Linked DNA regions of Mus musculus: regions 2 and 3 are each linked to region 1. A link is a loop called in an ENCODE intact Hi-C map of the cell type or tissue named here. Cell type or tissue: left cerebral cortex. All regions are shown on one strand.

Region 1 (2,500 bases):
AAGCTGGCAGTTTCCCTAGTTTGATCAGGTCTTATGCTGGTGACCACAGCTGCTATGTGCCCATCTGAGAGGTCCACGCCTTGCCAAGAAGACAACACTTCACAGCTCTCCTCTCAGCCCCCAGTTCTTGCATCCTTCCTGCCTCTTATTTCACAGTGTTCCCTGAGATCAATGCAAGAAGAACTGAAAAAGATGTTCAATTTAGGATTGGTATCTATTCTTGACTGTCAATATATGTATAACCACTGTAGGTATGCTATGCCAAAGTTTTATCAAATATGGTATGCATATACAAATGTAAAATATATAACACATCATATATGTGGTGCATATATATATATATATATATATATATATAAAACACAAACATGATTTAATAATTAGTAATAATGAAAATCAATTTGAATAGAGGCATACTTCTACCTAGAAAGATTCACACACACTGCCTTGCTCCCTAGGGAGCAGGGCTGGAGGAGAGGGGCTTCTCCATATATCTTGCACTTTTCTACAGAGAAGATTCATCTGATGATAACATGAAGAAGTGTAACACTAGGAATCTGACGGTATTACAATCCTTCTCGGTCCTTGTCCAGTTCTCTGTTGGTAACAGAGCGGCAGCTGGCTGAAGAGCACAGAGCTTTCTTAGATTTGCGGAAAGATGAGATGTGGAGACAGGTGCATTGGCCTTGACTTCCGGGCATGAGCTGAAGTGTGGACCAGCATAGCCTGGATTCAAGCATCTATCATGGAATCTTGAGAGAGAGAGAGAGAGAGAGAGAGAGAGAGAGAGAGAGAGAGAGAGAGAGAAAGAGACCGAGAACATCCCGGTCATCTGAGAGCACAGAACCGCTGCCTGAGTCGTGGCGAATTCCGAGGTAGAGATGGCACAGAAAAGCAAGATTGAAGTGTGGAGCAAAGTTGGCAGACAGGGACACAGGGTTGCACTCCAAAGAAAGGGGTCTCAGCAGATTAGAAACGCAGGTTGCAGGCCAAGGTCAAATTTGGAATGGACTGTAACATGGAATGAGAAATCCGATGTTTTCTAATTTCTACAGGTTTCTCTTGAAATTTCCTTCAGTAAACACGTTGGAAAAACCACTGCCTGCTGTGTGTGGTCCCCACAGCACACAGGCATGGAGGTCATAGCCAGGACAGCGGAGGAAAAGCCAGTCTAGAAACCAGGTATGCCAGGTGCTGTAAAGCCGATGTACCTTCTGCCCTCTGCTGGCAAGCTAGGGAATTACGACAGCGAGGCTCCTGCCTTAAAAGGATGTCACCCAGACAGCAAGCAGCTTCTGCACCAGCGACAAGTAACCCTTTCAAGTTGTTATCGTTCTTATCTGGTAACAGTTCGGTGAAGCGTTGTCTTCCTCCTCTGCAGAAGAATGCAGGCCACGGGGCACAGAGACAGGGTGCAACATGCTACATGCCCTGCTTCAGCCCCCAGTCTCCTCTCCACTGTGCCAGCCAAAGGCTGTAAGCCTAGTCCAATAAGTCAGAAGGCCCAGACCACCAGTCAGATTCACGCTTTCGGGTGATCTGGGGGAAGGCTGGGATCTCTTTAGGAACTGGAAACCATTAGAAAGCTGTATCAGGAATATAGAAGGAGAACAAGATCTTTAGTGTGGGGGGAGGGTGATTTTGGGATCTCTCCCACACCCGCACGGACCCACGTGCTCCTCACTTTATTAGCTTTCCTGGCAAGCTCATGATGATAGGAGGTGCCTTCTCCACCACGGGTTTTACACTCACAATATAATAGAGGGAACAGAGGTGAAGGTGGGCTGTCTGTAAATTGTCCTGACATCTCCAAGCTAAACTTTTGACACCAGTGTCACCCTGGCAGCCTGAACCCACCAGGCCAGGCCAGAGTCAGCAAGGAGAGGTCAGTAGCCGATTAAGCAAAGCTCTCTTGTCTTACCCCAGCTGAGGTGCTGAGCCCCTTAGCACCTTGTCAAACACGAAATTTAATCCCGGTTTTATTTTCCAATTGCTTTTTAAAAAACGCACTCCCCATTCGGGGCGATAGGGGGAAAAGGTCCTTTTAAAATGATTTATTACGTGTTAACAGCTAGAGAAAACCTAAACAATGTCTCCATAAAGACCCAAGATCACGTTTTTAATTAAGAGCCACAACTTTTAATGGCAGGCATAATGTGCCCATTCATTCCAGGGCACGGGCACCCTGGGTAACCCAGCAGTCACATTCGGTGGAGGAATAACACCCTTCAGTTCGCACCTCAAAGCCTCCTGTTAAAGAAAATAACAATAACGTAAGCCCCTTTTAAAACAAGCTTGACATTTTAACAGAAAGGACACATTCTGTTGGAGGGCAGGGGCGCCTGCTGCCACTGCTTCTTGGGCTGACAATGGTCCTCTCAGTGCCTAGAAGCTCGCCAGCCTCCTAAACTGCATTGCACAGCTAAATCACTGTAAACAAGCCCAGTATGAGTTACCTGGTCAGTTCCTGCCCAAACTCGAGGTGGTGGTGGGGGGGGGG
Region 2 (2,500 bases), 150 kb before region 1:
AGATACTGGAGCAGTAGCTGAAAGCTACATCCAGGGTAGGCAGAGAGAGAGAGAGAGAGAGAGAGAGAGAGAGAGAGAGAGAGGGGGAGAGAGAGAGAGAGAGAGAGAGAGACTGAGTTAGTCAACTGGAGTAGGTTTTTGAAACTTCAAATCCCACTCCCAGTGACATACTTCCTCCAGCTGGGCCATATCCTCCTAATTCTTCTGATCTTTGCAAACAGTTCCACTCCCTGGTGACTCAGCATCCAAATATATGAGCCTATGGGAGCCATTCCTATTCAAACCACCACAGTTCCTAATGCACCAGCAGTATATCTCGACAGGACAGCCATTATTGTAGCCCACAGGGTTTGCAGTTTGAATAAGATTAATGATAACTTTTCTTTAAAAAAAATACTTAAAAGAGTGGTGAAGGTCAGGTGATCAGGCACCTCACTATAAACTTTCCATAAAAAGGTGTGCCTGTATACGTCTGGTTTTTTTATGACTGCCCCATCCTAGTCTGTTCTGGTGACTGACAGCAGAAATAGTCCCACCGTTCTGGAAGCTGAGAAATCTAGACCAAGATGCTCATAGGAGGTACCTCTTCTCTGCCTTATCACACAGTGGAGAGAAGAGCAACCTCTCTTGGATATCTTTTATGCAGTCACTAATCCCTGGCACGGAGAAGCCACACTTATAATCTCACTCTCTTTGAGTACCCAGCTCTGAATACAATCACACCAGGAATCATGTTCCAATGTAGGAATTTGGGGGGAACACAAGCGTGAACCCCTTCCTGTTCTCAGGTCCACTGAGTTAGGTGCTATAGAAATATATAAACTCACAGCTAATTGTGGATGATACACGAGACAGTACACAGTCACTGGGGACACTCTCATCTGAACAGATAAATCTGCACACACCAAAAAAAAGCAGGAACAGATCTCACAAAGAGCCCTAAACATCCACAAGAAGCACTTGGAGAAGCTTTTCTTATCCAGCAGGCAAGCTGGAGCCATGACTCATAAATATGCAGTCAAAGAAATGAGCTAAAACAACGTGTGTAGCCCTCCCGGACAACAGTTATGATCTCACTGAGAACATTCAGTAAAAAGACATTTGTCTCCTTTTTTTTTTTTTTTTTTTTTTTTTTTTTTTGCCTTCTTACAACCACAAGCAGACAGGGAAAGGAGGGCAGGGGCGAGAGAGGGATAGAGCTGCTGTGTTGAGCAGACCACCCAGTCCATCTCCCCCAAAAGCCACTCCAGCCACAGGCCTGGCCACCCAAGCAGGAGGGAGAAGAGTGAAGGCATTAGGAATGAGGCGGGAGGCCTTACACAAACACAACAGAGTCTCAAGAACCCAAATGAGATACTTCAAAAAAACCAAACGGGACCCCAAAGTTAGAGAATCAAGCTGAGATACCATTAAACATGCCCTTCCCAGAATAGAGAATATGACCAGCAAGGTAGTTAGAAAACAATACATCTCTTTCATATTCGTCTCTCCAACCCACACATATACACAAAAATAGACTTCTTAATAAAATATCTGTATGAGGCTCATGAGTCTTACATCTTTTGGTTGCTTTGAAAAATTAGATAAAGACGATCATTGTAAGACCCGGTGTCTAGGCATCTCTGAGTAGCTGCAAAGGGCTTCCTTTCTTCTAAATATTTTCTGCTGTCTTTTTATCTGAGAGCAACTACTCATATATACATTCATAGGCATGGTCACTGGCACATACTTTTAACCCATAATCTAACTGTGCATATGCATGTGTGCACAAACTTGTTTAAAGGAAGTGGTGTCTCGTTGTCACCATGTCCTCTGTCCCTAGAGACAACACTGCCCTCTGCCCGGATCCACAGATATTCTTAGTCTACAGTTGTTAAGGAAACTTCCAAAGCACATGGAAGAGCCTCTTAGGCCAAATTCAAGTCAAAGCGTAGAAACACTGATGAGCAAGTTTTTGATACAAGGACAGGACACTCATTCAGGCTCCATAAGGATGGATCACGGTGAAAGAACGAAGAGCCTTGTACTCTGTTGTACTTCTTCTTCCCTCCCCATCTTTTCTCTCTTCCTTTCTCTGCTCTCTCCTCTCCTCTTTCCCTGCTTCCTTTCTCCCTCCTTTTCCCCCCCTTTCTTTCTTCTCTTCCCCCTCCTGTCTTCCTTCTTTCCCTCATTCCCCCTGTCCTTTCCTCCATCGCCCTCTCCCTCCCTTTCTCTTTGCTTTCTTCCTCGCTCCCTTCCTTCCTTCTCTCTTCCTCCCATTCTTCTCTCCTTCCTCCCTTCCTTATTTCCTCTTCTCTACCTATTTGGAATATGCCTTCCCTGGGAAGACAGAAACATTTACCCTCCTTATACAATCCCAGAAACAACCCAAAGAACACTTCACACAATTCCACCAAAGTTTGCCCAGAGGATTTGAGCTATACTCAGGAGCATATTATCTCAAAGGATAGTAGAGAAGTTTCTATTAGATGGATAAAAGAAAATCTGTACTTTCCTTGAT
Region 3 (2,500 bases), 980 kb before region 1:
AGGGCCTCCAGAGCCCCAAGGGCGGTGGCAGGTGGAGGCAGCCACCTCTGCCGCCGCCTCTGTGTGAATCTTCCAGTGGGGATTTCCACCACCTGCCCCAGGTGCCTCTAAAACCTTCAAGGGCTCAGCGACTCGCCCGCCACTTGCTACCAACCCAGCCCGAGTGGGTCTGGTTAAAAAAAAAAAAAAAAAAAAGACCCAGGCTGCCTCGGGTTCGGCTCCGCCAGAAATGATTCTAAAGATTAGCCTGCCACCAGGTCCTCGGAACCTTATCCCAGGAGCCCGTTGTGTACAGGACGAGTGGAGGCAAAGAGGTAATGGCATCAACAACACATCGATGGCAACAGCCTACAGATAGCGAAGGCCCCCGTGGTAAACTGCTCCTGGCTGCACCCAAGGATTCACCCTTCCAGGCCCAGCCAGAATCCAAGTTATTCCCAGTGCCCGGATGAGACCCAGGACTCATCGGACGAGAATCCGAGCGTTGCACCCGGAGTCTCCATTCTTAGCCCGCAGTGTTCTGGGAACTGTGAGAAAGGAGACCGTCACTGCTGGCTTAAACCTCCAGACTTGGGCAACTCTTCCCAATTTAAAATAATAATAATAGTAGTAAAGAACAAAGGGGAGGGGGCGAGAGAGGCTGGGAAGGAAGCTGCTTTAATCCTCAGGGTCAGGCCCTTTTATTTGCCACGCCATCCGTGTCCTAGAAAGTATGGTCGAGGCAGAGAGCCGGGTTCGGTTCGTGTTTCTCCTTGTTTTCGGAAATCCTGATGCTCTTTGAAAGTAATTGGGTCTGGGGGGAAAAAAATCGAGGGAGACGCTAATGCTGGGTGATGACCTAAAGCGCTGAGGACCCGGCTGGGTTTCCGGAAACTGGGGTGTGACCCCTCCAGCAACTCACACCAAACCAGCAGCCCGGGATGCAGTGGGCAGAGGTCGTGAATGTGACCCGGGAGCCTCGGTCCCTTTAGAACTGGGCTCACAGCCGGAAGCCACGACCCCGAAACAACCCTCATTTCTCAATCAATGGCCCAGGGATATTCTTTGAGGTCGGACATGTACCAGGTCCGCAGAAATACACGTCCTTGTCTTGGCGCTCCCAGCACCGAGACCGGGAAGGCGAAGCGGCTGCGCCGGCAGCGCCTCGGGCGCCCAGAAGCCTTCAAAGAGGCTGCGCGCTGCAGTGCGCGCCTTTGCCCGACAGGGACCAGCACAGCTCCACGCCCGGCGCGCCGCAGCCAGCAAAGTCGCGCAGCCTCCCGGTTACCCTCCCTAGCACAAGCGCCTCGCAAGCTGAGCGGGTCAGACCCCCTTCGGGTTGCGGCAACAAGAAGAATTGTAACAAAAAGTTAGACTCAAAACACCCTTGGCTCTGAGCCTTAGCCTGCGCCCCTCTCCCCATCTGGGCAGCAGAAGCGACTCTAGCAGTTGGTGCTCGTTAAAGGCTGTGACCCAGAGGCGCACAACACTCCTCCCCGCGTCCCTGGCTGCAAGAGAGACAAAATCCTAACCACTCCGAGTTATTCGCGTGGGATGCGGCCACAGCCAAAAGGTAACCGGTTCCTCCGGCGCTTTCCCAGTAGCTGCCGGGTGGGTGTCTTTGTGGAGAGATCACCTAAATGGTTCTAGGGCGCAGCATACCAGCCAACGGTGCCAAGCTAAAAGTTTCTGTAGGTGGCTGTCTCAGCCTACTCCGGAGCATCTGATTTCTCCCCAACTGTCCACCAGCAATGTGCGGTCGCACTTTGGTCCCCGCCCGCCCTAAATTGACGGAAGTTGTACCCCTGCTTCCCTCCCCACCTGACGCGCAACGGCCGGTGGGGGCTCACGGTCGGGATCACGGCCGGCGCAGCGGCCCCTGGAGAGGAAACTCACCGGTACCAGGCAAGACCCTTGTGGTAGCTGCGGTCGAAAAAGTGGGGCTCGGCGCCCACGGCGCGCACGTCGGGGTGCACGCGCAGGAACTCCAGCAATGCCCGCGTGCCGCCCTTCTTCACCCCGATGATGATGGCCTGCGGCAGCTGCTTGCTCCCAGCGCCGCTGAAGAAGCTGGAGATGGGACTGGGGGAGTCCGGCGCCTCTGGACTCTGCTCCTCCTGGCTCCCAGCGCCTACTGTCTTATCCTTGCCTGCAGCCAGCGAATTGGCCGGAGGTGCCCGGAAGGGCATCTTAGGGGATGTCTCATTCGGAGCTGTGACCAGGGCTGGCTGAGCGTGAGTAGCGCGGGACCCCGAGCCCAGGAGCAGCAGGCCGGGAGCGGCGGTACAGGAGCCGGCGCACGAGTACAAAAACATGTACAGCCAGATGCAAAGCATGGCGAAGAGCAGCGCGAGCTTCCTCCTCACCGGCGGCGGGGGCGGCGGCGGCTGCGGCAGGAACCGGCCCGGGACATCGAGACAGGACCGGCCGCCGCTCAGGCGCTGCCCCATACGCGGCCCGCGGGCGCGGCCAGGGGCATGGCTCAGCACATGGCAGGAGTCCCGCCGGAACAGAGAGCACC

Evidence for each region. A loop is a pair of places that touch in the nucleus more often than their neighbours do. Peaks named below come from ENCODE experiments on the same cell type or tissue, not always from the same donor. Only the 100,000 strongest peaks of a DNase experiment are listed, where the experiment ranks them.
Region 2: a loop joins it to region 1, with 2.1 times the contacts of the local background. A loop is called at or near these places in 12 of 42 quality-filtered maps.
Region 3: a loop joins it to region 1, with 4 times the contacts of the local background. A loop is called at or near these places in 14 of 42 quality-filtered maps.

What each region holds. Positions count from the first base shown.
Region 1 is chr11:64,897,731-64,900,230 of GRCm38, forward strand. It overlaps Gm12292 (a long non-coding RNA gene), which reads right to left and starts at 1,353. Exons shown (of 5, transcript XR_001780237.1): 1 at 1,212-1,353. In left cerebral cortex, a CTCF peak has its summit at 1,232 (motif pointing left); a DNase peak (open chromatin) is centred at 1,235.
Region 2 is chr11:64,742,959-64,745,458 of GRCm38, forward strand. No RefSeq gene overlaps it. Among named protein-coding and RNA genes, the nearest start is that of Gm30305, 25 kb to the left of the region's middle. In left cerebral cortex, no CTCF peak of the experiment used is centred here; a DNase peak (open chromatin) is centred at 987.
Region 3 is chr11:63,919,459-63,921,958 of GRCm38, forward strand. It overlaps Hs3st3b1 (heparan sulfate (glucosamine) 3-O-sulfotransferase 3B1), which reads right to left. Exons shown (of 2, transcript NM_018805.2): 1 at 1,876-2,500. The coding sequence starts at 2,429. Among named protein-coding and RNA genes, the nearest start is that of Hs3st3b1, 1.6 kb to the right of the region's middle. In left cerebral cortex, a CTCF peak has its summit at 1,199; a DNase peak (open chromatin) is centred at 1,193; H3K4me3 peaks cover 1,607 bases.